Linked DNA regions of Mus musculus: regions 1, 2, 3, 4, 5 and 6 are each linked to region 7. Evidence: chromatin loops called from intact Hi-C (ENCODE). Cell type or tissue: heart. All regions are shown on one strand. Region 1 overlaps Plekhg1 (pleckstrin homology domain containing, family G (with RhoGef domain) member 1). Region 2 has its middle 51 kb from the start of Iyd. Region 3 has its middle 33 kb from the start of Iyd. Region 4 has its middle 73 kb from the start of A330032P22Rik. Region 5 overlaps Plekhg1 (pleckstrin homology domain containing, family G (with RhoGef domain) member 1). Region 6 has its middle 87 kb from the start of A330032P22Rik. Region 7 has its middle 21 kb from the start of A330032P22Rik.

Region 1 (4,000 bases), 110 kb before region 7:
ATATCTCTCGGCCCCAATGGGAATATCTAGAACCTAATACTACATGCTTATGACACATTATGCCATATTAATGTCACACTTTAAAAGCCTGCAAATGCCAGCATCTCAATCGCCCATGGAACAATGAGAAAGTAATAATAATGGTACAATCCACCCTCTTTCATGGACCTGCAATATTTCAGGTATGCCATGATTAAAGAGTCCTAATTTGTTCAAGGACATGCTACACATAGCTTTACTATACTCCAAAATGGTTTGCAAGTGACTTTTTGGAAAATAACCGTGGCTCACGCGGCAGATCAGCTGCACCTCCTAGGTGGTATGCAAGCACAGGGTTTCAGTGACTGCCTCCCAGTTTCCCTGCAAATCTTCAAGATGACTATGCAACTGTTTTCCAAATGTTTGCATTTTTCAAAATTTATTATCTGTTTATTCACTCATGTACTTATGTGTGGGTGCAGGCATACACGTGCTACAGCTCACATTTAGGAGTCAAAGACAACTCTTGGGAGTTGGTTCTCTCCTGCCACCTGGCGGGACCTGGGAATTGAACTCGGGCCTTCTCGGTCTGCAGCACCTCTTCCGGCTGAACCATTCCACCCTGAAGTTTATTCATCTATACTCTAAGACTTGCTCTACAAAAAGCACCCAGTCCGCTGAGGTCTCTACTCAAGGAATTCACATATCACGAGGAGGGTGTCCTTTCTACAGATGGGGGAAAGGGTTTCCCTTTCCTCTGTGACCCCAATAAGCAAGGAAGCTGTTCCCCAGGGAGGGGCTCCTTGAAGGATCTTGCAGCACAGTTCATTTTAGCAATGTTAAGCCTGGCAGATCAAGAGGGCTTCTATTCTCCTCAGGCAAATATTTCAACAAATAACCTTTCCTATACAGACAAAATATTTTTAAGTTAATAAAAAGTATTTTGTTTAGAAATAGACTTTGGAAAAATCCGTAGGCTTCAGAAAGGAACTAACATGACGGCATGTGCCCTAGATTTTTATTGCAAATCCCCACATTGATTAAGAGAGAACCGTGTTAGAATTATAAAGGTTGGAATTTTAAACATTGACTATGGATGTGAGGGTCCTAAGCAAAGCCAGGGACCCTATCATGAACAACACTACTGTTTTTGTTTAACAAAGACAAGTACACCTTTGCAGGGGTGCATGTTTTCAGACCAGGTTCTCCACCAGGCTCTTCAAAAGGGTTCTGTTAGCAAGGGAGGGAAGAAAACCTTTCTAGATGAGAGGCAAAAATAGAGCCATGGAAGTTCACTTGAAGCAAAAATTGAGTCCTAGAAGATACAAATGGTGAAAAGGCAGCATGTTATCTAATTAAGAGTGGCTCTGAGAACACACGGCTCCAAACAGAGCCATATTTGATGGTTACCGGGACCCTAAAAGATTGCTGGCTCAGAAACACTGGATGCAGTTGCTGGAGCCTTATATTTGCTCTGCTGTATGAAGGATGAAGAACGAGAAATCTGGGCTAATCACACTGTGGATGGGCATCATTTTAGAAAGTCCCTGCACTGAAAACTAGATTATCATTTTCTTATGAATACAAATGAACATTAATAAAAAAGATATACCCCCAATTTTTAAAAAAAATTGTTTTACAGAAGCCCTAAAATTCAGACGAATGTTGGTATGAAAGCCATTCATAATCAGCAACTTTACATCCAAGTTTTACAGCTATTTTACCTCTGATGGTCTTGGGCCAGCTGGTATTTAAAAATACATTTTATGTGTTAGGAACAGTTACATAGAAGACCCTGGGCTGTGTGCTCTGCCAAGGGCCTCACTCTGTCATCCAGTGGTCTGAGCCCATTAGGACAGGAAGGGAAGGGCCACTCAGAGGCATTTCAAGAAAGATTTATAGGCTCTTAAGGGACAGGCGATGACAACACATGATTAAAATTGCTAAGTGAATCCTTCAGAGGTGAAGTGATCTAGCACCTTAGAGATAAAATCAGGCCAGAGCAACTAAAACTTGAAGGAAACTGACCAAGTCTGAAAGGCAGGATAAAGTCTAATCCTGCTGCTGGTCTACTGCTCCTACTGAAGCTTGCCAAGGCCACGTCCTCCCCACAGCAGGCCCCAGCACGTGCTCCCTCTCCCCTGCTGCAGCTTGGAAAGGCAAGTTCATTATCAGGCTCTTGGGAATGTGGGTGGCCAATCATCGGTCTGAGGCGTCCCTATGAGTTAGAGAGGCAGATTCAGGTCCAGCTGTATCCAGACCGGCCTGTGTTCCTGGCACAATAGTACAACTCCCCACCCCCAGCCTCCCCACACACGGAGGAAGCACCAGTGGTGCAAAGGAGGAGATTATGATAAGAAAGCATGACTCCAAGCTGGTCTGGACGATACAGTACAACCCTGTCTCAAAAATAAAAGAACATGTTGGACAAGTAACAAGAGCTTGTTGTGAATTTCAGACCAGATTTGAATCTTCTGCACTGCACTTAGGATATAGCAGGGGTGGAAGACAGAAGGGCCGAGGGATGTGTGAGTTCCAGACACCAGAGAGAAGTGGAAACCGTGTCTACCATGGATGTGTGTAGCATTGTGGTCTGCCTATGATGTGCCACTTCAGAGCAGAGACAAGGATGCTGCACTTGGAGTTGGACTTGGTATTTATTTCCCATTCAAACTGAAGATGAAGGACGCTGGGGGTGTTTGTTAGTGGTAGAGCACTTGTTTAGAGTATATTATTCCTGAATTCTATCCCTAGTACACAACACACACACACACACACACACACACGTTCTCTCTTCCTCTCTCTCTTTCTCACATATATACACACACACACATATATACACATTCACTCACACTCTCAGGCACACACACACTCACACACACACTCTTCATGTCTACAATCACATACACTTACACACACACAGTCATACACACATACACACATTCACACACTCACACACAGTCACTCTTCTTTTGATTTTATACTGTTTACAAAAATTTCCTCTACCCTGTAATCATTCAATAATGGGTGTAATTGTGCAAGTCCAAAAGGCTCAGATCAGATAACACAAACAGCATGTAGCTTGCAGTAAATGGTTAAATGCTCATTTTATCTTTTATGAAGGCAGTGGAAATGGGAACTGGAGGAGGAGGAGGAAGAAGAGGAGGAGGAGGAGGAGGAGGAGGAGGAGGAGGAGGAGGAGGAGGAGGAGGTAAATCTAGTAAGATCTGGTGCAAATGCTGGTCCTGAGGGCATGGAGAATGAAGGCTCCCATTTGCCTTGAATAATGAGGCTATGCAAAATATCTTCACTTCCTCCAACAGGGAAGTGGGGGAGTGAGGCGGTTGGAAGAAGACATGATCCCAGAAGGTTCTGGGAGATCTCCAGTGAAAAATACCCAGAAAAAGGGATTAGAAATGAACCCCGGGGATTAGGGAGAAAGGGGGAAACTCGATGAAACTCGATGAAACACGATGTGGTGAAGGTTTGGCTAAGAAGTGGTAGCTCTGATATTCCATCCCTGAGAACTTGGGATATGATGACTAAACTCCACTCCCCTCTGAATGACTATGCCTCCTAAATCAAAGGCATACGTATGAAGTTACAACACTGGATGAAAACAGATCCCGAATTTTGAAGAAACAAAGAATATTAAAAGAATATAGTTGACTTAATTCGGGGCTTGAGATCAATTGCAATCCTGTGTTTTTTGAACTTCGACCACAATGACAGCTGGGCTGTCTAGTTTTAACTCTACAAAGGCCTTATCAACCACTTAACTTTCCTACAGCATAGAGTTTTCCGTATCACGCATTGCCCAGGAAACTCGTGATGGTGATAGGAATAAGTCACAGATTACTAAAAGCTCATGCCCGCCCTGTGGACACTGGACGTGGGGGGTAGAGGGGAGGGTGGGGATGGGGCGTGGGGGCGTGGCTAGGTTCAGGAATGATAAGAGAAAGGGGCATAGCAGAGGAGCCAAAACCATGGGACTTGATTCCCAAAAGCAACGTCTAGTGAT
Region 2 (4,000 bases), 110 kb after region 7:
GCAAGCCAACAGGTGACAAAGCAAGATGTTGATCTGCTATGGATTCATGCAGAAATAGCCACAGGCTGGTCCATCATGACGACGGTATGGTCTCTGTGCTTGATTGCCAGAACAAAGAGCTATGATGAGTTCTGGATAATTGCCCAGTTCTAGTGGTACTGCCATATGGTTGGCTCTTTTCTTTCTAAGCTGATTGTCTCAGGTACTTCATTACAGAACTTTTAAAGAAGTAACAAACACACCAGTAGTATACCTTCTTTCTCAATACAGGATGCTTAAAAAAATGTAAAAGAAATGCCCTCTGATACTTGGTCATATTCTCCAAACCCAGCTGTTATTCAGAAATAAAATATACACTCTTACAGAGAGGGAAAAATAATAATAAGTATTGAAAGGGAGTACAGAGTTGAGGAAAATTAAAGCTGGAGAAAGGGTGTTCTCAGAAATGACCCAGTGGGAGGGCCTGTTAGGCAACCGTTGTATCCCAGGCCCATCCATGCCCACCCTCTTCCAAGCACCGCCTTCACAAAACACAACACAACAAAACAAAACAATGAAAAAACAAAAATCAAAAAAACAAAAAACAAAAAAAATCAGCATGTAGGAGACGAAATCAAGAGCCTGTGTCAGGCTCCCATAAAACCTAACATTTTTACCATCTTTAAATGTATGTGTGCACATATGCATGTAGGAATGCATGTATACATGCATGCATGGATGTGGGGGTAGGGCCAGGCCTGGAGGCCAAAGGGCCATCTCTGCCTCATTCATTGCTTAGGCACCATCCATTGCAGTTTTTGGTTTGTTTGTTTTTGTTTTTTAACAGTCTCTTGCTGGATTGGAGCTCATTGAGTAGGTTAGGCTGGCTAGCCAGCAAATCCTGGGGACCTTGCCTGTTTCTGTTTTACCAATGCTGGGGTAGCAAACACACGCCTGACTTCTTAACATATGTTCTGGGGATCAAACTCAGGTCTTGGCAAGCATATTATTGACTGACTAAACCATCTCCCTAGCTCAAATATTTATATACAATAAATGTAGTCCCCCTGGCTTCCTTTCTTACATTTTTACTGTGAAAATAAATCCAAGACTGGGGGAAAAGTCTTTTGTTTTACTTCAATGCTAGGAAAAGGGTGGTGAATGAAGGCGTGGTGGAGTGACCTCATGCATATATTAGCCCCGCTCCTCCAGAGAAACTGAACACAATAATTACACACACCCAGGCACACACCCAGGCTGGTTTATCTCCTGCAGGCAGAGCTACTGGCCTGAGCCCTAGCTCTTTGCAGCTGGCTCAGCAACCCAGCAGGGAAGGTTAGAGCAATGGGGTCCTTCTTGTCATTGTTGTTCCTGAAGCCTCTTCCTGCAAGAAGTCCCACAGGGTCACATCCTGCATGGATGTTAGTTCTGCACAGCATGATCTAAATATTTAAAGGCACCGTGTGTGCATATAATTGCCTTAGTACAGAGGGGAAGTTTCAAGTCCCCACCTCCCTCTAAATTGCACTCACAGAAGTGCTATTATCCCAGGTTACTGACTGGATAGGTAAGGGCAGTGCAGAACTGGCCTTTTCCTGGGTCATTTTATTGTACTGGATTTCATAAGGCCATTTCCATTCACTGCTCATGTTCATTAGACATGACCCCACCTACATCCTCTTTCTCACCCCTCAGCATCCCCCAGGCAATATTGTCCTGCATTTATGTAGCATGTGATTTTATTCCTGACTAAATGAAGCAGCTGTCCAGGTGGAAAGGACATCCTGGATGCTGCATGATCCTCTCAAAGGATCTTTCACTCAGGGCCCTTGGGGCCTAGATTTCTGGGTTGTAACTTTCCAGCATCCCTGCTCCCCCTCCACTGCACATTTTGTCACATCAACCCACCTCTACCCGACATGGCAGCACCGTGGACCACAGCACCATCCAGACCCCAGCCTCACACTGGGAAAGAGAGTGGAGGGATAGGCTGACAAGTCATAGTTCGTGCAATGGATTCTGGAAGTTATATGTTTGCCCTCAGTCACTGTCCCTCAAACTCCCACATTTGCTCTTGCCTCACATCTGGTCCTAATGACTTTCAGCAGACACCAGAGACAGGACCTTGGTATTCAAGGGCCTTGCTACAGTGCAAGGTGTTTTGCCTAAGGGAATGTTATCTACTGGAATCAGAGCTCATTACAGCACTCCTGACAGCTCACTTCATGGAATTTTGTCCTTGGGATGGGCACCATGTGTCCTCCGGCCACTTTGCACTGTCTCCCACCTTGGATCTATAGTAGAGGCAGTTACTGACCATGGCTATCCACTTAGCAGTTCACTTACTCCCTATCTGGCCACCTGGACCATGCTTCCCCAACCCCTCCCTACTCCAGAATGAGAGCTCTGTAGTGTGCTTTCTCTATGAGAGGCTGTTCTGTGTTTCCCCAGATGTATTCCCCAGCTGCTTCCTCCATTTGCCATCAGATCCCACACCCATGCTCACTCTAGAAGGCGAAGAACATCTGCTGGATTTTTGCCCTGTAGCCAAAAGTCACACGTTGACTCTCCATTTTGGTCAAATAACTTCAGTGTGACAATTTTCCAAAAGGAAACCTAAATAGCCTAATATTTGGGGAGTTAGAAATGGATGAACTCAGCAGTGAGACAGGTAGAAACAAAGCAAGGGTGTTGGCATTTATACAAGTGTGTTTACAAAACCTAGCCTTGTGTTTACAAAATCCTCTGAATAGGTTTGTCCATCCAAATATAATACAACCTGAAGTGTTGAATTCCTCTGACACTGGGACTCTGGCTCCCAGGCCCGACTGCTCTTCACTGAGTACTTCACTGATGAAGGTCTTGTTTGAAGTAAGCAACTTTCAATCCTATGCAAACTCACTGTTCTGCAAGCTAAAGAAAAATTGTCTTAGAACAGTGCATCCTTGTTATTCCTATGGAAGGCAGATTTCTCGACGTTGAATGAACTCCCTTCAGAAAACTAGATAGGTTTTGAAAGTTGCATTAAACTTCCATAGGTATGCAGAGTGTGTGACTGCTTGCACAGGGACTTAAGCATGACATGAATTAGCGATCCAGGTTTTCCGAGGTGCTCCCATTGTCTTAACTGTCTTAACAATGTCCTAATAGAAAACCCTGATTTGCCGGGCGTGGTGGCGCACACCTTTAATCTCAGCACTTGGGAGGCAGAGGCAGGCAGATTTCTGAGTTCAAGGCCAACCTGGTCTACAGAGTGAGTTCCAGGACAGCTAGGGCTATACAGAGAAACCCTGTCTCGAAAAACCAAAAAAAAAAAAAGAAAAAAGAAAAAAGAAAAAAAGAAAGAAAGAAAGAAAGAAAACCCTGATTTTTATTTCCCACCAAGCCCTTCAGACCTGTCCCTGCTTGAGGGCCACTGTTGAGAAGTGGCTGGTTCTAAGCAACACTTCAGAACCTTCTGTTCTGCGTGTGATTGTTTATTAATTCACATGCATGCTCGCAATCCACTCTAGTGACTTAAGCCCTCTTCCCTGGTAGACTGAGCTTTCAAAAGCCATTTTTTACCCCATTTAAAGGTGACAGGATGGGTCAAGGTCACAGGAGTTAGTCTGATCTTGAGGCTTTTGTGCTAGGTGGAAATAAAATACTTTCTTTCATCTCTCCCAGTCAACTCAGAAGGACACCTCCAACCACTCCAGGTTTCTCTTCAGTATTCCAAGCTTGCTCTTTCCATACTCACAGTAAATGGCAGAAATTTGTAAGGACAATTGTTGGAGAGAAATAGCAAGTTTATCCAACTAAAGTTTGCATTTGTCACACTGGAAAAAGATGAATCTAGAAAATCAAGAGCAACAAGCATGGTGGGCTGTATCCAGAGTTCAAGATTGGTTGATTTGAGATGTAGGGTACAGAGGCTTGGACTAGGGGCATCCCCTGGGACTGAATCCACGTAAGGCTAATGTTTCTCCCTTCCTAAGAGGAAGATATGCCACAAAGTAGTGGAGGACGGTCTAGAAAGGAT
Region 3 (4,000 bases), 120 kb after region 7:
GAACAGCTATCCAAGTGCCACAAGATTCTTTTTATGTCACAGAGAATGGGCCGGTTAAAAATAAACTCTTTAACCGTATAGTTCTAGAATTAAAGGTCATCTCCAGAGACTGCAGTAATACAGCCATAAATAGCTCCTACAATCCTGTTGACACAATCGAAGGCTGTTTCTCAAACACCATTAAAAAACAAAAACAAAAAAAAAACCAACTCCCCCCCCAAAAAAAACCCCAACCTAGCTCACACCCTTGCTTTGTAATTGGACTCCATTCTTTTTGTTCTTTCTCTGAGCAAACATGGTGCCACAGAGAGTGGAGGAGAACTCAACAATGGGGTCTATTCAGCCCAGTCACCTGGCACCTTGAATTTGCTGTCTTGTCTTCGCCATTGTCTACTCTGGGGGGCTGGTACCACCTCAAGAGGCTTGGGAGAAAGTGTGTGTGTGTGTGTGTGTGTGTGTGTGTGTGTGTGTGTGTGTGTGTGATGTTTGCCTGTGTGCATTTATGTATGCAAGCTGTCTGTCAAGGTCAAAGGTCAACCTCAGATATGTCTCCGCCATCTTGTTTTTTGAAAGAATTTCTCTCACTGGGTCCTGGATGTGTGTAGCCTAATGGGCTACACTAACTGGCCAGTGTGCCTCATCAAGTACTGTAGCAACTGAGCCATCTCCCCAGCCCTCCGTGGGATTTCCTCATGCTTTGCCTCATGAGGTCTCAAAGGCCAATATTTCTGGGGGTAACAGCAGGGACCCAGTGCCCCAATTTTTCAGCTTTCACCAGAAGTCAGAACCTCTTACAAGTTCTCACGGTCTCAGGACAGGCCCCCTGCTGGTCATATGCAGTGACCTCGGGCTAAGTAAATCTATTCTCTTTCCTTTGTTGAAGCTGAACTTGTCTGTCATGAAGCCCTACCACACTTCTTCCCTGGGGTGGATGCTGGTGGATACCACAGATGCACTGGGAGGTGGCCTATGTTAAATGACCATGGGCATAGTCTCACTAAGCTGCTTGGTCCTGTGGGTACAGCCCCTGACTACAAATAAAACTTTTACTTTTGGGGAGAAAAAATTTTCAAAGATGGATAAATAGAATAATTAAGGGCTTTCTGGATGTCTCAGTGGCCTGCTGCCAGGAGTTCGATCCCTGGATCCCACATGGTGGGAAAAAAAAGAAGAAAACCAAAGGTTCTCCTCTGACCTCTGCATGTGTATCTTCATAAATAAACAAATATTAAAACATAATAAATAAAAACATTAAAACAAGTAGTTGTTTCCTTTAGGTCTTTGGATATTTTCTTTTTCTGGGATCTTCCTCAAAGCTGGAGAAGGCATTGCAAAAGACATGAATGACATCCTCATAAGAGATGGAAATTTTATTTGCTGTACAAGAATTTCCTGTATATTAAAGATGAGTGATTTTTCCTATGTATCTCTATGTGTACAGAAGAAAGGAGGCCCTGGGTGCTGATGTAACCATATGGAAGACTAAAGAATGTGTGACAGAGGAATCATGAAAATATTTGAACAGAAAACAAAGAGACATGGCCCTTCTCAGCCTGGCTCCAGTTACGGAATAGTTGACTTTGATGACTAACTGCAACACATCTGTATTTACACGATCTGGAGGGTATAAACTGCCAACACATAGGAAACCTCTGGTGGGGGTAGGAGTGGGGGGTGGATAACAGTCAGCTAAGCTCCTTTAAGTATCTGATGATGTCATCTAGCAAGACTCATTGTCCAAGGTCTGGCTCACATCTGGCAAGACTGTGCCATCTAGTGGTTTCACAATGGCTGCCTCAGATGGGAATTGGATTAGAAGAGCACCTTCCTTGTATTTCCCACCTGCTATAATGAAAGGAGATCGAATCCTCTGCACCCTCATGTGGCGAATTTGTGGCTACTGTCAAGTTTCTTGGCCCAAGCATGGAGGAAGAGCTCATGAGCACCACACGGATGCCAGATTTCAAACTGCTGACTTCATCATGACCAAGTGTCTACTCCACGCCCCAAAGACTACCATGGCTGTGCTCCAAACACCCGATGGCTCTGTAGACTCAGCCGCTGCCCTCCGCAAGGTTGCTTGCTGAGGAGAATTTTGACCCTTTTTAGTATAGATGCCAGGATGTGGTGAAGGTGCTAGGACACACAGGAGAATTCCCCGTCTCACTGGCCATCCTTCAAGAAAGCAGAGACCACCTCTTGCCCTTTTGCTTTCCTTTTCCCCCTCTCTCTCCGTTCCCTTCCCCCTTTCTCTCCACATTCTCATGGCCAGCCTCTACTCTTCTACTTCTCTACTCTCTCTCTGCCTTTCTCTACCTCTACTACCCTCTTGACTCCCCTCCCTATGCCCTGAATAAACTCTATACTAACCAACTAACTGTATACTAACAAACAGAAACAAGAAGAAAGCAGAGACAAATGCTCTCCCACCACCCTGCACTAAACTTCCTAACTGAATGCCTAGTGATGCTTCTGCCTCTCTTTTGCACTGGTTGGAACCATCTCATACTTTGGCCTTTGCTTGGATCTGGGCAGGTCCCTGCTCAGCCATCTCCATCCTCAGTTAGGAGAGGGGAACTCAGGGCCAACCATGATAGTGTAAAAAAGAAGCCAAGAGAAGGAAAACCAGAGAACAAGCCCCAGCCAAGACAGAGTTACAGTGCATCTTACAGGTTGCTTTGAAACAACTGCTCCTTCTAAGAAGATCCACAGAAACGTCAATGCAAAGAATGGTGTGGTAACTAAATGCATAATAAATATAAACAATAGTGAAATAATTGAGGTGGGAAGAAAGCCTAGCTTCACCCAAACCCTTAAGGCTAGCGTATTCCACATCATGTTATTCATGGTGATACTTTTTTCTAATAAAATCACAGACTTAAAGTGCACAGCAATATGATTTTTTAAAGTATAGTCACAAGTCCATGAGGTTATCAGCTCTGATTAATTCTAGAATATTATTACAGCCTCAGGAGAAGTTTTATGTCCATAGCCATCACTTCCCGTTAGCCCCTTCCTGCTGCAGACCTCGGTCACCACAAGTCTACTTTTTGTCTCTATGGACTTGTCCATTCTGACATTTCATATGAATGAAATCAAACAGCACTGATTTGTAGTGCCTGGCTTCCCTCATGGGCTGGTTGCATTATAATTCTTTATTCTTCCAGTGGCTTGACAGTTCCTCATGGTAAGGCTGTTCCAACTTTAGCTGTGTGCTCCTTGGTAGACGGACTCTGGGGTTGTCTCCACTTTCTAACTAAATTTGAATAACCCAGCCATAAATATCGATCTACAGCTTCAGTATAAATATGGTTTCAATTCTCTCAGGTGTATAACTGGGAGAAAAATTATAGGATAGCTTGATAATTGTATGTTTAAGTGTGTTATTTTCCACAGTGGCTGTACCACTTTATGTTTCTAGAGTTGAGAGAAGGGTGCCCAGTGGTAGAATACTTGCTGGTGTATAAGGATCCAGAATTTCACACACACACACACACACACACACACACACACACACACGAGAGCACTCATTATTTAGGTAATTTATTCCATCTATTTTGCATTCTTCCTAGGAATGTACAAAGGGCCTGTCTTAGTTTCTTTTCTATTGCTCTGATGAGACAACAAAGTAACATATAGAAAAGTGTTTAATTGAGCTTATTTTTACAGGGTTAGAGTCCATATAGTAGAGCAAAGACATGGTAGCCAGAATAGCTGAGAATTCACATCTCAAAACACAACAAGGCAGCAGTGGTAAGAGTGGAAGTACTTTCAAACCTCAAAGCCCAGCCCGTGACTCACCTCCTCAAACAAGGCCCCATCTCCTAATCCACCTAAACAGTTGTAACTGAAAGCATTCAAATGTATGGGCCTATGGGAGCCATCCTCATTCAAACCATCATGGGCTTAAGATTTTCATATCTTCACCAATGCCTACTTACAAAACATCTTAATAGTATAAAGTAGTCATTGGTTATATTTTATTTATTTATTCATTTTA
Region 4 (4,000 bases), 52 kb after region 7:
CAGGTGCATGTATCTAGTCATGTTTACATGTATAAGCACATATGTATGTGTGTGTGTGTGTTTGTAACTCTACTCACCATTATACCCCTGCACAAATATTAGTGTGAAATTATTTAACTCAATTCTGAGGGTAACTTGACCCTCAGAATTTTTGCACCTAATGATGCCATACAATATACCTGAGTCATGGAATGGAGCCACTCTAGAACGTAAGGACCAAAGACAAATGAATGCACATTTCAACTTTTACAAGAAGGTATTGTGGGGGTGGGAGAGATGGCTCAGAGATTAAGAGCACAGTCTGCTCTTCCAGAGGTCCTGAATTCAATTCCCAGCAACCACGTGGTGGTTCATAACTGTCTATAACGAGATCTGGTACCCTCTTCTGGCATGCAGGCAGATACTTTACACATAATAAATAAATCTTTAAAAAGCAAACAAGCAAGCAAACAAACCACAAAACCAAAACTCCAAGAAGGCATTGTGCTGCAAATGTTTAACAACTGTCTTTCCCAAAGCAAAGCACTGATCTGTATCACTGACGATTTCTGTGTTGTATGTGTTCCCACCACAGCCAATATGTCAATGAACATGGACTAGAGAGAGATGCTGATAGAGTTCTGAGCATCCCTGAGATGAAGGGTTCAGACACAAGTAGATTCTAAGACGGGTCAGACAGGGAGGATAGGGAGGAGCCTTCAAAGGAAGCAGCTGGAGCAAAGAGCAGTAGAGGAAATGGGGAGAAAGGTCAAGGAAGCCGACCATTAGAAAGAAGCTGTGCACCCAGAGCTGTGCAAACTAGAGGTTTACTCAGATGCAAAATAGCTGCTGTCACAAGGGATCCCAGGACATTTGGTTCCACTAGGTGCTAAAGGTCAAGTTACCTTCAGAATTGAATTAAATAATTCCACAGTAGTATTTGTGCAGTGATATAATGGTGAGTAGGGTTACAAATGAACACACATGCTTATGTGTGTAAGCACAGGTATATACATGCACCTGAAACAGCCAAGTACATACATGTACACACATTCCCCCTGAGACAAAGCCACACGGCCAGACAGAGGGAGTCATTTTATTCTCCTTGAATATAGGCAGAAGCCATTAGAGAATGATGTCATTTCTGTTTGATTGTTCAAGGACATCTGAGAGATGAGAGACTTCGGAGAGAAACATCCTGCCCCAGTCTTTGAGGCTACAAACAACAGCAGCAAAACCGGAAAAAGTGTTCACATGAAATCTGGTTCCTTCTGGTAGATTTGCTGACTAAAAAGATTTTAAGTCAATGTTTATCCTTCAGGAAATACCTGGGAAGCAGGAATAGTTGTGTGTTCTCTGAAGGTGTGCACCCACTACAGAAATGCGAGACTTTGAGGAGATGACTGAGTTGGGTAGAGGCACCCGAGTGTGCTCTGGAGCAGTCCCAGGGTAGACAGAGTGAGTGACTGGCATTCTTGTTTCTCATGCAATAGTTCAGTTTGAAATTAAGTGATGAGGCTACAAACTCACATGTGTACCTGGGCTCATTCCTTAGCCAAGCTAGATCACACCTCACCACTAGAAATCATTATGAGGAAGGCAAAGCGAGGGCTGGGGAGATAGTTCAGTAGGTAAAGTGTTCGCTTTACAAACGTGACACCTGAGCTCTGTCTTCAAAACCCACATTTAAAAACTAGAAATGGTGTCTGGTGGTGCCTGATTGTAATCCTAGTGCCAGGGAAGGGGAGGTTAGTGGATTGCTGGGGCCCTGGGGCTTTCTAGGGTAATGTCAAGCCAGTAAGAGATATTTAAAAGAACAACAACAACAACCACAACACTAACAACATAGATGGCACTTGAGGAATGATATGGGAGGTGGAACTGTATTTTCCACGAAGGAGTACATGCTTTTGCACACTCATATCTGCAGTCACATGAGCAGACAGCCTTGCACGGGCATGCCCATGCACACACACACAGGGCAGGGGAGAAGCTGTGGCATTAAGCTTATCATTATTGTCCTATCTACTTACATTCACCTTGCCCCCCCCACCCCCCGCCATGTGTGTGTGTGTGTGTGTGTGTGTGTGTGTGTGTGTTGGGAGGGGAGGCTCTGTAGAGAGAGGCAGGACCAAGTCTTGTTTACAATGCAGGAAGTGGAACTAATTGAAGCAGAAACTTTGCGTGGGGGAAACTGGATTTAGATGTAGAATGGAGCTGGACTAGGCTCAGCTGCAGAGTGTGGGAGGCCTGGGGAGAAACTGGAAAGGCGGCAGGATGGAGATTCCTGGTTCTTTTGTGCTATTCTGCTAAAGCTGTTTAAAGACGAATCTGTTTTCTAATGGAAACCTCCTCCTTACAACAAGGCAGGATAAGCAAACATCTGGTGCTTCTGCTGAACTTTAGTGAGAACAACTGAGGGCCTGATTTTGTTACGAACTATGGAAATGAATGTGTGCCCGTGGACCCATCTGCTGTCATGCAGAAACTACCATGGCTTAGGACTTAACGTTAATAGAAGGAAGTCTAATGCAGCACAGGGTTAATACTGTGGTTAAGTGTCGTGTTTAGTGGGGAAATGCAGACACTTAGCTCGTACTACAGCCACTGGCAAAGGATGGTGCGTGTCCACCTGTGGTCCATAGTGTTACATAAATATCAACTTCAACTTTGTGCTGGGGATCTTTCCGTTGAGCTTTTGTACCTGGAAAGGTGTGAACACATTAATGGATTTTTTTTTTTGGAGGGGGGTGGTAGTATGCAAGCTATGTTCCAATGAAAACTTTAAAAGGAATAGGTTTATACTAAAACCGAAAACTCAGTTCCAATTTTGAAATCGTTTAAAGAAAAATACATTTGCTTTCATCACTATTGAGTTGTCATTATTCTTTTTACAAATTTTTAATTAAAAAAATTTATGTCCATGGATGTTTCACCTGCAAGTTTGTCTGTGGAATACGTGTGTCCCTGGTGCCTACCGAGGCCAGAAGAATGCACTGGATCATCTGGAACAGGGTTAGAAGTGATCATGAACTGCTTTGAGCGTTGGGGATTGAACTCCAGTCCTCTGCAAGAGCAGGAAGCGAAGGCTCTCAACCATAGAGTTATTGTTTCAGTCCCTGCCTTCATTACCCTAAGGGTCATGCTTTGACGACAAAAGTGGAACCAACCAGAGTTCCCAAATGCCTCTAAACACTGCCCTTCCCCCACCTCAACACACACACACACACACACACACACACACACACACTTTTTGTGAGGTTAAATGGACCCAATTCAGATGAGATGAAAAAAAAATAATAAAAGGCTTAGGCTAATGACAACCTTTTTTTCTAGAATCAGTGTGATGAATAACCCAAGCACGAATCTTTGAGACTCTTGTAATATAGAACCAGATTTGATTAAATAAAATATTTAGTTTAATAATCACTTTTTCAATGGCTACCAGTGTTGGCACTGTGCAAACCTCTGGTGGTAAGGTCAATGGGACCTGCCTTGACGTACGGAAGTACAGAGTATGGTAGAGCAGACAAGAGAATAGCAGCCTCAAGTCTCAAGCCACAGGCACCACCTTCATCACGTGCACTGAGGATCATACTCTTGGAACAGACAAAACCAGCAATCCTCCTTGGAGCAAGAGGAGATACCTACATAGTCTTTCAGGGTAGATGAGATCTCTTGAGGCATGGGGAAATGAAGACGGCATTCCGGACAAGGAGTAGCAAGGGCAAAGACAGTTGGAAGTGCACGTTATGCCAGGAATAATGGTGGTTATGCAGCTGTGAGGCCCAGAAGCCAGTGCTTCCGGCAGCCAAAATATGTGTTCCGGTATGAAGGTAGGATGTGGGCAAGACCACCCACTCTTCCCAGTGAGTCAGTTCATTTGGAAGCTCTTGACATGTTACAAATCACTGCTTTCTGTTTGAAGCCAGTAAGTGGGTAGAGTACACTGCTTATAAACCTGAAAGGGCTTCTGTCTGTGTTCCTTATGAAGTAGGATCCCACAGTGAGCCTGTTTGCT
Region 5 (4,000 bases), 110 kb before region 7:
CATCCATGAAAGGTCTACAACGGGGCAGGCTGTACCCCAGCTTCTGCATGCAAAGTTCCTACAAATACACGTTAAAGAAAAACAGATGCCCACTCTGTAGGTAAAGTAAAAAATGGACACTTTTTCTGAATGATGTAACTCCATTGGATTTTTTTATAGTTACTACATTTAGTCTGCATAATACTTTTAATATTGATATATTTTAAGAAATCCTCATTAACAGTGCTGTCAGGTCAGGCCAAGAGAAAGTTGGAAGATTTCGCACTGCAAGAGATTGAAGGAAAGTGATTCCATGACTTTTTAAAGTAGCATGCTGCATTCTGGTTCCTGTGCTCCAGCAGTCTGCCAAGAATCCTACCGGATGGCCGTATCGGCGATGTCTAGTCTGATACAATGAGTTACTTATTCATCATATGAATCATTAATGACGTAGACACTGATTATTGTTTTTTAGATGACTTCCGACAAATCAATCAACCCTGAGTCAGATACTTATAGGCCCTGGGACACAGTAGTAAGATCACCTACAAGTCCCGTGAGGCATGCAGGGTCTATTTTACTGCCAGCATACTTTCACCAAACTGTGTGCAAATTTTAGTGGTTAAAAAGCTACAATTCACATCCCACAAAGATTTCAGCTACAAGACTATTATTGGTTTCTGATGCATCCCAGTGGATTCTACTGACCTGAGATAGGTTCAGTGAGTGGTCCTCCTTCTCATGATGGAGGAACACCTCATACAGGGATGTAAGAAATGACAATGATGCTCCAGAGATGATCCCAGTGCATGGTAGGATCATGGGTACTGTTGATCACAGTCACAGCTGCGCTTAATCTTAACTAATGTGGGGAATCTGTCATCTTGAACCCTTGGCATCTTTACTGAAAAGGAGTTCTCTGGCCAGAGTTGAGTTACTCAACTCAATAGTATAAGAGGCTCAGAAAATGCCAGCAGAAGAGTAACAATCAAGATGCCTGGTATGAGGTTGGAGAGACAGCTCAGTGGTTAAGAGTACTGACAGCTCTTCCAGATCCTGAGTTCAATTCCTAGCAACCACATCTGTAATGGGGTCTGATGCCTTCTTCTGGTGCATCTGATGTTACTATATATATATATTAAAAAAAAGAAAAGAAGAGAAAAGAAAAGAAAAAGAAAAGAAAAGATACCCAGTGTGACTTTGCAACAGTAAGGGGCATGCGTCTGTTCCTTAGGCTCCCCTTTAGCCTCATACTCTTATAGCATCTCCATTCTAAGGTCATTTCATCAAATATTTTGGGTGGGAGAAACCCTAAACAAGAAGCTGGAGGAAATAACTCACAGGGGCAGGGGGCAGATATGTGGTTTTTGTTGTTGTTGTTTTTTTTATGGTGCCCCCCAAACTGTAGTATTTGAGCTGAACACACACATACATATTATGCCAACAGAAAGAGCATGGGTTTCTGATATCCTCAAGTAAACAAACTCTATATATACCAGACCTATCCTTCTCTGACATTTGAAGTTTTTGTACATTAGAACTGCCTAATCTAATCTTGCCAATCATGGTCAGCCGTCTTATTTCCTAGTCTTCCATCTGCAGAAGATAGAAAGAGGCAACACATCTGTCTACAATTCTCTGACCCTTCTGTTCTGTTTAAGTAGCAACCACATTGTCAGACAGGAGCATATGACAGAAAGTGCTGCCCCCAAGAGGACAGCACTGTGGTTTGTTATACCTGGCTCCCGAGTTCCTGCTCTTTCCTAAGGGACCACATACACTTCTGTGTCCCTGCCAAAACCCTTTGGTATCAAAGTACAAAGACTGACCAGTACTGTTCGCCACTGAATTCAACAACAGGCTATTTCAGAGCAGGGCCTGACTTTTCTAAAGCAGGAAATTATCTCATTCTTCCAGGAAACATTTGACCTCCTCTTATATGTCTGTTTTTTTCCTAAGGTCAGCACAGCACATAAAGATCCCCGTCTTCAGGGAGCTGATCTTTGTGAAAGAAGATTTCCCAGATAGTGAACGAACTTAGTTTGAGTTAACAAGTAGCTCTGAGGAGATGGTCTCCGCATCACTGATAGTCACCAAAGTTGAAGACAAACAAAATTAGTTTCTATGAAACCAGAATGTGGCTTTGAAAGTAAATGAAACCAGATGAGCCACAGACACTGAAAAGTACTTGCACTTAGCCATATAGATCCATGGCACCACACCTGCAATTCTGGACTTCCTTCTCCAAAACAGCAAGGAGGCACAGTAGGCCAACAGTTCCCAAGGAGCATATAGCTAAGGTTAACCAAGGGACCCCAAGTTAAGTGTCACTCTCTTCTCTTACTGTCTGCATTATATCACAAAGCAAACAATATCTATAGGAGACCAGATGGGAAAATAGTTATTTAATTTTAGGAAAATCAATTGAGTAATCACAACTATCTCATGTATCAATATGTCATTTTTTCTGTCTTTGTAGACATAGCCAAGTATCACTCTAAGAAGAAAATGATAAATTCATTAACAGAGAACATAATCCTTTCAAAGAGGGAGGATGAGAAGGAAGAGGAGGAGGAGGGGGAGGAGGAGGAGAAGAAGGAGGAGGAAGGGCAGGAGGAAGAGGAAGAATCGGAGGAGGGGGAAGAAGAGCAGGAAGAAGACAGCAAGGATGAAGACAGAGGAGCTGGAGACAGATCTGCAATAAGAACTCTCACTCCTTTTGTAGAGAATCTGGGTTCAGGTCTCAGTACCTACTTCAGGTGCTTTCAACCACTTGTGACTCTAGCTCTTGGGGGTTCCGCCATCTTTTGGCCTCCACATGCACCCAGTTACACATGGTAGATATAAACCTACATGGATATATATGCATGTGCATAAATAATAAACTTTTTTTTAAAAGAAAATTTCTACTCTATGTCAAACAAAACCACAAAATGACTGACTCTTACAAACATGTTTGTATCTGAGTGTGACTTAGTCATTTGGGTCCTGTAGGCTTTGGGCATGTTGGCCCTTGTCTTCCTTCTTTCATAAAAAAATTGTTAAAATGATGTATCTTAGTTATGTTATGAAGACAAATGTCATTCAGATCCAATACTATATATTTCTTCATATATTTATATTTTTCTTATACTTTGAAGAAGTTAACTAAAATATTTGCATAAGTTACTACAGGTAGCCGTGGGAACTGTGCCTAATGGATAAACCAACATTGGACCACAAACCTTTGTTGTTGTTGTTGTTGTTGTTGTTGTTTTAACTGAGTGAGCCTTCTAGATAGACACAAATTAAGCAAAATAATTGATAGGACGTTTCCTGATAATGATGAAGACTTCCAGGGGGCAACTCATTGTCTCATGAACTCTGATGAGGTCAGACACAGGCTTGGGTCCACTGAAAGATGGTCTTTCTGACACCTTTGAACTTTTCCAGAAGTGCTCAGCACATCATATGTGTACAACTCCTGTGAAGCATTATTATGTTGTGGGTTGAAGCTGTGAAGAGCTATCCCTGTAGTTCTCAACCTGTGGGTCGTGGTCCCTCTGGGGATTGAATGGACCCTTTCACAGGGACACCAAAGACCATCCAAAACCACAGATATTTCCATTGTGATTCATAGCAGTAGCAAAATCGCAGTCATGGAAAAGCAACAAAAATACATTTATGGTTGGGGGTCACTACAACATGAAGAACTGTGTTAAAAGACCACAGAATGAGGAAGGTTGAGAACCATTGCTCTAAGTCATTGGTGAAGTTCAGTTTCTTTTCTTCTTTCATTTTTTTCATAAACCACACACACACACACACACACACACACACACACACACACACACACACACACACACTGTGATTACCCAATGCTCAGAAAAATTCTCATACATTCCTATTACTTTATGGAATTTTGATCTGGGATTGAGCAGTGTTCTTCGCTTTACAAACAGCCTCAATTGTGGTGAGAGTTCAAACAGTATGGGAAGGAAGAGTCTAGTGCCTAGGCCAAACGAGCATGGGCCCTCCCTTT
Region 6 (4,000 bases), 66 kb after region 7:
AACTACTTTAGAGGGCACAAAGAAATGCTGTTTGTTTAATACAATGAAGAGTTATTAAATCAAATGGACTAACAAACCCACCACCTCAAATGCACAATGTGTTTCTGAAGATTTTCAAACTTACTTTTGGAGAAATACTAAAATGTGTAGTGGCCAATTATTTTATTTGTCCTATTGTGTCTATTATCAGTTCTGTGATACTGTTAACAAGACACCTGAGACCATACACCAGCAGAAAAGAAAGGCTTACCTTGGCTCATTTGTAGACTACAGGAGCAAAGGACATTCACCTTGACTTGAGTTTCTATAGGTGGCATGTCCCTCTACCATGAATGGAATCCTCACCTGCTGAGAGAGAGAGAGAGAGAGAGAGAGAGAGAGAGAGAGAGAGAGAGAAAGAGAGAGAGAGAGAGAGAGCGCGCACAGCATGTAAACTCTTTTTCTTCCCTGTTGTGATTTCAATGTGAAATGTCCCCCATGGTCTCCTGTGTTTACACATGTGGTCCCCAGCTGTCTGGGAAGGTTGTAGAATCTGTAGGTCCTAAAGGCTCTCAACCTTGCTAATGCTGAGACCCTTTAACACAGTTCTTCAGATTGTGATGACCTCCAACCATAAAAGGATTTTGATACTACGTCATAACTGTAATTTTGCTACTGTTATGAAGCATAATATAAATATCTGATGTATAGGATGTCTGATTTGTGACGTCCCTCATCCCTCAGTTGAGTACTACTGCTTTATGTTTATGGCTATGCTTAAAGTTTATGGCTGAGGTATTTATTAATAAATAATTAGTCTCAGAAATGTCATTCCGGAAGCTGGGGCTAGGAAAGGGAAAACAGATTTATTTTTACAGGTGATCATTAACGCTTGCAACGTTTCTGAGACACATAGAACCTTTGACACCTCCATGAGTTGATCCTCCCCTAGCCCCACATGAGGGGGGAGCATCCTTGTGGCTTTTAGCAGAGCCTGGAAATAGCCTGGAAATGGGATGTTAAATGGCTAACATCTTCCAGCCCTGTCTTGTGTGAACATAGAGTCTTCAGGCTTCTTCATCCACCAGTCTCAGCCTTGCTTCACCCCTCTCCTCACATCAGCAGCAAGCACTGTTATCAACTGAATGAGCTTTCAAGGATGCATCCAGGTGTCTGTTATCCGTGGTGCAGATTAGTCCAGCTCATGGCCAACCCCTCAGCTTGCCTGGAGCCTTCTGATCTTCACAATGCCTATGATTAGATAGATGCCTGACTACAATTCCCATTGTTTGACCTCCCAGAGCCAGCCACCCTTGGAAAGAAGACAATTCAAGGGAACAGGGTGTGGAGAGAAGAAAGAGACCCGCACCGCACAAGGTTCTATTATTATTATTTATTATTATTATTGGATATTCTCTTTATTTACATTTCAAATGTTATCCTCTTTCCAGGTCTCGTCCCTGCCAGGTTCTTATCCCCTGGGACAACTAACAAGATTTCCCTCCTTCCTCCCCATGGATAATTGGAATGCAAACACCTTCCTTCCACAGGTCTGTACCCCTTTCAGCTTCGAACCTGATGGACAAAAGAACAGAAAGGTCCATAATACACAAGGCCAACTCTAGGGCTTGTTCAGGGAAAGCCATGTAAATTGGTCTGGGTAACACCAGCTAGTGTGAAATCGAAGCAAGTGACTCATATATTCATTTGCTAACTGTCCTTTGAGTGACTGTCAAATGTGCTTGATACAGAACAGTGACTTTTACCTACCTACAGGGGGCTGGGCCCCTCGCTGTCAGTTTACATTTAGGCAGCATGAGTGGTTCCAGAGAATCCTGATTTCTTATGCATGAACTGCTGACCCCAGCACTGGTGCTGGAGAGGGACAGGAAGGAAGGTGTCCTTCCACTGATTCAGGGACCTCCGGGCAGCGTTTTCCAGCATGTCAGCAGACTCCACATTGCTTTCCTCCCCTCCCTCTTCCGCCCTACCATTAAGCCCTGTCCCTGGAAGCCCTCTGCAGTTGCCAGGAATCACAGACATTAGGAAACAATCCAAAAAAATGGGTGGCTACTTGGCATTCCACAGCCCAGTGGCCACACGTGGGCCTTGGTGTTGACTCTGGGTCATAAGTATGGAGACAGTCTGGTGCTAAGGAAGGAACCTGGGCCAGCAAGAGGACTTCAGTGACTCTGGAACCAAGCAAAGGCTGACAGAGGGGCAGAAAATGTCCAACTGTACTTTTCAGTGGTTCCCTTGCCTATATACTTTAAAGCCATATGTCCCAGAGTTGAGCTGAGGGTTATGGTCACCAGTGTAGCAAATACAACGGGGACAGGGCTTGGGACAAGATCAATTCCCAAGAGTGGCAACAAAACCAGAAGTCCCAGCTGTCAACTTACCTTCTGTAGTGGCTATTCCTGGTTGTCAACTTTGTAATGTATATTTGTAATGAACTACAACCCAGAATTGGAAGGGTCACCGGTGACCCTAATCTAGAGGCTGGGAGATAGAAGTTTCTGACCTGGATCTTGGTATGGAGATCTTGAGGCCTAGTGGCTATGGATTCCAGAAGATTAAGACAGGGAGATCTCAGAGTTCAAGGTCATCTGGGATTAAAGGTGTGGTGGAACACACCTTTAATCTGGGCTACACCTTCTGCTGAAGACCATATAAGGACATTGGAAGAAGGGAGTCGTGCTCTCTCTCCTTCGCCTGCTTTCCGTGTGGTACTGAGTAACTGCTAGATTCTTGGACTTCCATTCACAGCTACTACTGAACCATTGTTGGGAATTGGACTGCAGACTGTAAGTCATCAATAAATTCCTTTACTATATAGAGACTATCCATAAGTTCTGTGACTCTAGAGAACCCTGACCAATATACCTTCCAACTGAAGGTGGCAGGATATAGCTTCTCTCCCCCCCTCTCTCTCCCTCTCTCCACCCCTCCCCCTCTATCTCCCTCCCCTCCCTCCCTCCCTCCCTCCCTCCCTTCTTTCTTTCTTTCTTTCTTTCTTTCTTTCTTTCTTTCTTTCTTTCTTTCTTTCTTTCTTTCTCTCTCTCTTTCTTTCTTTTAAAACTTCATTGAGAATTTCATACAATGCATTTTGATCATATGCAATGTTCTATCAACTCCTTCCTGATCCATCACCATCTCCCTACTGACCAATTCTTTTATGTTCTCTTCAGCACCCATAGAGACAAACTTGTGCCATCTACAGATTCTGGGTCATATGGCCTTATGTAACAAAGGCTACACAAAGAAAACTGACTCTTCCTTTCGAAACAGCTGTAAGACGCCAATAGCTCCTTGGTTAAGAATGGAATATTATAACCACCCTACCACCATGCTGAAGTTTTGTCTGGCTTGGGATTGCATGGCCCTTGAGCATGCTGTCATAACCTCTGTGAATTTATATATGCAACTGTCTTGCTGTGTCCTGAAAATACTCTTTGCTTATTGTCATCCACTGTCTCTGGCTCATGGAGTCTTTGTCATCCTCTCTTCTGCCATGATTCCTGGGTCTTGGAATGAGAGGTGAGCATTCTATTAAGTTCTCTGTTCCTTGACAAGCTGTAAGTCTCTATATTAATCATGGCTTATTGCAAATAGAAGCCCCTCTGATGAGGAGTGAAATGTGCACTAATCTATGGGAATAATTATGAGTCACTAGGAGTCAGTTTAATAATTTATTCACTTAGAAGAATGATAGGACCTAAGGCTATTTAGACACAGGTTCTTAGAAACATGGGGTTCTGAGTTAAATAAATAACACCTTATTTTTTATTATTTTTAAAAAATCACCATTCCATGCTACAAGAAATATTTGAGTGCCTCAACTGAACAGTTCCCAAGCCTGCTGTTCTTGCAGAGATGGATTGTTGCAATTTATTAGCTCCCTGATGACAGATCTCTGTAAAGCCACGTCAAGAACTGAGGGACTCAGCTATGCAAGCAAACAGCCTTCATTCTCATTTGTCAAAGCCTTCCCAAAGCACAGGGTGCTGAAATCTTCCTG
Region 7 (4,000 bases):
TCTAACTGATGATATTACATACACAGGGGCATGTGCACACAGGTGCATGTGTGTGCACACACACACACATGCACACATATACAGACACATGCAGAGAACTAAAGGGAGAGTAATTATGAACTGAATATTTTATGTCTAATCTAAAAATCTTCATGTTAAAGACCTACTCTCCCATGTGATTGTATTTGGTGACAGGGTCTTTGCTATAATAATAAAGGTTAGATGATGTCACAAGGATGGAGACCTGTGACTGGATAACATTAATGCCCTTAGACGTCACAGAAGAGTCCTGTTTTCTGTCTTCACCCTCTGAGGGCACAGTGAGAAAGCAGATGTCTGCAGGAAGAAGGCCCTTAAAGGGCCAACCACACTGGACCCCACTGAGAAAATTAATTTCTATTGCTTCATAGACATATCCTGGAAATAAAATAATTTTTAAAATTCAGGATTCATGTCTCTGAACTTTACCTTCATCTTTTGACAAAAGAAACAAGCAGTTACTAAAGGAAAGCTTCTTTTTGCAGTGGGCATCAATCAACACAGAGATTAATAGCTGATCAAAAATGCAGGGGACAAGAGACTGTGAGTGTCTAGATGTCTAGATCAACTCCAACCCCAGGCAGGGCACAGGGGACATTACAGAAGAGTGGGGTGGGAAGAACATAAGAGCTGGAAGATGGGGAGAAGAGAATGTCATCTTCTGACCCTGACAGAGACCCTGTTCTTAAGAACACACAGGAGCTGTGGTTACTCATGTAAGGGCTGCACTAGATCAAGTTAGTCCAGCAGAATGCGGGAGGGCTCGTTCCCCCTCCTAGCTAAGGAGCTATTAAATGTTGATGGCTGCTGTTGAAGAGAGAGGCATTTTTCTTTCCTGTGAGGATGTGACCACTGGTAGGTTGCCCATGCTTCAATAGATGCCCCACCCATGCACACAAGAACAGCACTAGTTGGGCTTTTGGGGTTATTCAAAAATATAGAAGATGAGAGTTGGTATGGGGACATGTTGGGCGGGCCTGGGGAGATTTGGAGAGAGTGGGTGGGAGGGGTGGACATGATACAAATACATCATTCACATAAAATTCTCAAATAAGGAATAAAAATAATGTGAAGATGTATATGAAAACATTTTCTCCCCCTGAACTTGATTATGGTTATAATGGACAAAATTATGTATTTGCTAAAAGAGAGAGTTGAAGCCTAGTAAGAGGTAACTGGGTCTTAGGGGCTCTGCCCTCGTGAGTGCATTGGTGCTATGTTGTGGAAATAGATCAGGGCTTGCGAAAATGGCTTAGCTCTCGTGAGAGCAGTTATGAAATGGGGCCACCCTACATGCCTGTCCCTTGTGCATGTGGTCATTTCCCTTGGCACTTCTCCATCACATTGTGTCAAAACCAGACCATTTGCCAGGGTATCAGAATCACATTTTGGGGACTCTCGATTCATCAGAATCAGGAACCAAGTAAAGTTCCTTTTTTTCTATAAGTTGCTAAACCTTAGACATTTTGAAATAGCAATATGAAGTGGATCAAGATGCATATATGGACGGTGTTGAAAACCATTAAAGAAGGCAATAAAAAAAAAAGACCCAGGTGCCTGAGGGGGTGAATTAATGAAGTCCTGAAAAGATGAATGAGAAGTCAGAAGGCTAGGGCACTCTCTTAAGAGTATCAAGTGTCTACACAGAATCTCAAGCCCTGAAGGCATTTGAGATAGGTTAACAGCTGGAACACCATCCTCTAAGATGGTTACTTGCCTAGAATAGGCAGTGTATCCTCCCTCTGGCCCTGGAGATTTCTGGGACACTGCAGGGTTTTCTGGCATGGGCTCCTCTGTTTCCTGGCTACAGTTGGGTTCTGGGCCATCTTTTGTTTCATTCAGTTTCAAATGAGAGGATCTTTTGGATGCTGGCTCTGAACTGGGAAATGGAAACTATTTGTGCTGCCATGAGGGAAGTGTTCTGCATCTGGCAGGGACCCTGGGCTGGAAGCAGCATAAAGAGAATGTTAGGAAACCACCAAGCAGCCCGCACTCTCGGTGAGCTTTCATTGTTAGTATTCCAGTTCCTGGGAGGATGTCTAAAGCTTTTCCTGGTTTATCGCCTTGAAGATTAAAAGGAAAGCAAAAAAAAGCCCACAATACTTTATACAGCTCAAGTTCCTCACCACAAGTACCCCAGTAAGAAAGTCTGTATATGTGCGTCTGTGAACCGTTCAAGATGGTGTGGGTGATAAACATTCGTGTTGGGGCGCTTTTTCCATTCCCTCACTGATCTGGCTCAGCCTCGCAGCAGCAGACAAAGTTCATTCTGTCCTTTAGAAGTGCCTGCTGGACTTTCGAGGGTTTTCTCCCAGCCGCCCCCCACCCCCACCCCCCAAGCTTGCTTGAGCTTGTTTAGCTTGTTGCTTCGGAGAATGAAACACTCTTTTACTGGCATTTGGCATAATGTAAGGCATATCTATTGGATCCTCATTCTTTTACATAGGAAATAGAAAGGGGTAGTCTTTAATAAAATAGAGCCACCAATCCCACTCCACCAACCTCAGCTTCCCAGTACATTGTCAAGTTCAGTCTAAAGCCTCTGAGATGCTGCTGGGACAGTTTTCCAAAGGAAAGGCTCCCATATTCTGCCTCTCCCGTCCTTCCTCGGTCTCCTCTCTGTTGCCTCCAGTGAGCTGTGATCTGATACAGCCTAAAAGACTCCCAGGGACATGATGTGAGCCCAGAAGTCAGCCTCCTGCATGCACAGACAGTACTCATTACTTTAGAAAGTTCCAGCTCCCACTGAATTGAAATCTGTTTGATGCTTATTACACACAGTCCTTGAAGCATTTGGAGAGGACCAGGGTGTCTTCATGTGCCAAACGGAATATCTTCAGATGTCCTTCACTGGTCATGATTACCAACACAGATTAAAGCAGATCTGCCCCTCCCTCCCTTCTCTCTCTCTTTTTTTCCCTCTTTCCACAAATATTTCTGCATCTAAGTGCCAGAAATTGTGCTAGAGACATTTTCCCTCCATTGTACAGCACAGTGACTTGACTATTAAAGGCAAATACAAAATTTATGCAGCTTTCTTTTGGTTGGAACATGAGGTTGCTATGAGTCCCTCAATGGTAGCCTTAAACTTTCAAAACCTCCTGCTTCAGCCTCTCAAGTGCTGGTCTTATAAGCCTATGCACTCAGTACATCAAATATTGGTTCTTCCATCCTCCTTGGCTGTGGAGTCCTTTCAATCTTCCTAAGCATGCTGAGCACAGATTTTTTTCAATCACGATAGAGAATACACTGAGTCTTTGTAGTTATGGCAGTAATGTAGGCAGCCTGCCTGGCACATCCCTTGGGCTGAGCAGAAACTCGATGGGCCCGCCAGGCCATGCTATTATTAACCCAAATAAGAGCATGGGATGGTTTTGGTCATCAAAGAGCAGCAGCTGCAGATCCACGATCCAAGAGCCTGTTCAGCCAGCATGATGTCTATGCTGTCATTGAAGTTATTGATAAAAACATTGACCAGGATGTAGGCTGGATAAGAGCCCTGTGACCCTATCCAAGGACACCAACCCGTTGTATCCTTATTCTGTTACTAAGCATTTTCTATGCCAGGGCCATTGAGTTGGTTATAAATAGAACTGTGCTCTTTTTTGCTATATGATTTCTCCAGATGGGAGTTTGGAGAGTTTTTGTCAATTCCCCTACTGAAATCCAGGTATCTGCCTCTAGCATTCCTCTGATCAAGTCATTAAAAGAGCCTCTGTCCTTCCCGAGTGCTGTCATTCAGAATGAAATCCCCTCCCCTCTCAAAGAAGATGAACAAGTCGCATTAATCTGCCCTCGAGTCTTAGTGACCCAACAGACTCCTTTCTGACTCAGGCGGGAGCGAGAGAGTTGTTGGAGAAGCAGAGAAGGGTGCTTGATAGAAAAGTTAGAGGTGTGCAGCTGCACGTGGGTAAGCAACACAGGCCATTGAACAAGCTCAGAAATGAATCTCTGTGCAGAA

The links. A loop is a pair of places that touch in the nucleus more often than their neighbours do. Peaks named below come from ENCODE experiments on the same cell type or tissue, not always from the same donor. Only the 100,000 strongest peaks of a DNase experiment are listed, where the experiment ranks them.
Region 1: a loop joins it to region 7, with 2.2 times the contacts of the local background. A loop is called at or near these places in 3 of 42 quality-filtered maps.
Region 2: a loop joins it to region 7, with 4 times the contacts of the local background. A loop is called at or near these places in 3 of 42 quality-filtered maps.
Region 3: it touches region 7 in a loop (2.4-fold over the local background); 2 of 42 quality-filtered maps call a loop at or near these places.
Region 4: it touches region 7 in a loop (2.8-fold over the local background); 7 of 42 quality-filtered maps call a loop at or near these places.
Region 5: a loop joins it to region 7, with 2.0 times the contacts of the local background. A loop is called at or near these places in 3 of 42 quality-filtered maps.
Region 6: a loop joins it to region 7, with 2.5 times the contacts of the local background. A loop is called at or near these places in 7 of 42 quality-filtered maps.

Annotation. Positions count from the first base shown.
Region 1 is chr10:3,809,212-3,813,211 of GRCm38, reverse strand. All of the region lies in intron 2 of Plekhg1 (pleckstrin homology domain containing, family G (with RhoGef domain) member 1), which reads right to left. Among named protein-coding and RNA genes, the nearest start is that of Gm30164, 52 kb to the right of the region's middle. In heart, no CTCF peak of the experiment used is centred here; a DNase peak (open chromatin) is centred at 2,181; H3K27ac peaks cover 482 bases.
Region 2 is chr10:3,589,269-3,593,268 of GRCm38, reverse strand. No RefSeq gene overlaps it. Among named protein-coding and RNA genes, the nearest start is that of Iyd, 51 kb to the right of the region's middle. In heart, no CTCF peak of the experiment used is centred here; DNase peaks (open chromatin) are centred at 1,278 and 2,428.
Region 3 is chr10:3,570,928-3,574,927 of GRCm38, reverse strand. No RefSeq gene overlaps it. Among named protein-coding and RNA genes, the nearest start is that of Iyd, 33 kb to the right of the region's middle. In heart, CTCF peaks have their summits at 830 and 1,784 (motif pointing left); DNase peaks (open chromatin) are centred at 827 and 1,777.
Region 4 is chr10:3,643,446-3,647,445 of GRCm38, reverse strand. No RefSeq gene overlaps it. Among named protein-coding and RNA genes, the nearest start is that of A330032P22Rik, 73 kb to the left of the region's middle. In heart, no CTCF peak of the experiment used is centred here; no DNase peak of the experiment used is centred here.
Region 5 is chr10:3,803,270-3,807,269 of GRCm38, reverse strand. All of the region lies in intron 2 of Plekhg1 (pleckstrin homology domain containing, family G (with RhoGef domain) member 1), which reads right to left. Among named protein-coding and RNA genes, the nearest start is that of Gm30164, 46 kb to the right of the region's middle. In heart, a CTCF peak has its summit at 1,694 (motif pointing left); a DNase peak (open chromatin) is centred at 1,759.
Region 6 is chr10:3,628,916-3,632,915 of GRCm38, reverse strand. No RefSeq gene overlaps it. Among named protein-coding and RNA genes, the nearest start is that of A330032P22Rik, 87 kb to the left of the region's middle. In heart, a CTCF peak has its summit at 1,737; a DNase peak (open chromatin) is centred at 2,065; H3K27ac peaks cover 292 bases.
Region 7 is chr10:3,695,064-3,699,063 of GRCm38, reverse strand. No RefSeq gene overlaps it. Among named protein-coding and RNA genes, the nearest start is that of A330032P22Rik, 21 kb to the left of the region's middle. In heart, no CTCF peak of the experiment used is centred here; DNase peaks (open chromatin) are centred at 1,333, 1,883 and 3,383; H3K27ac peaks cover 867 bases.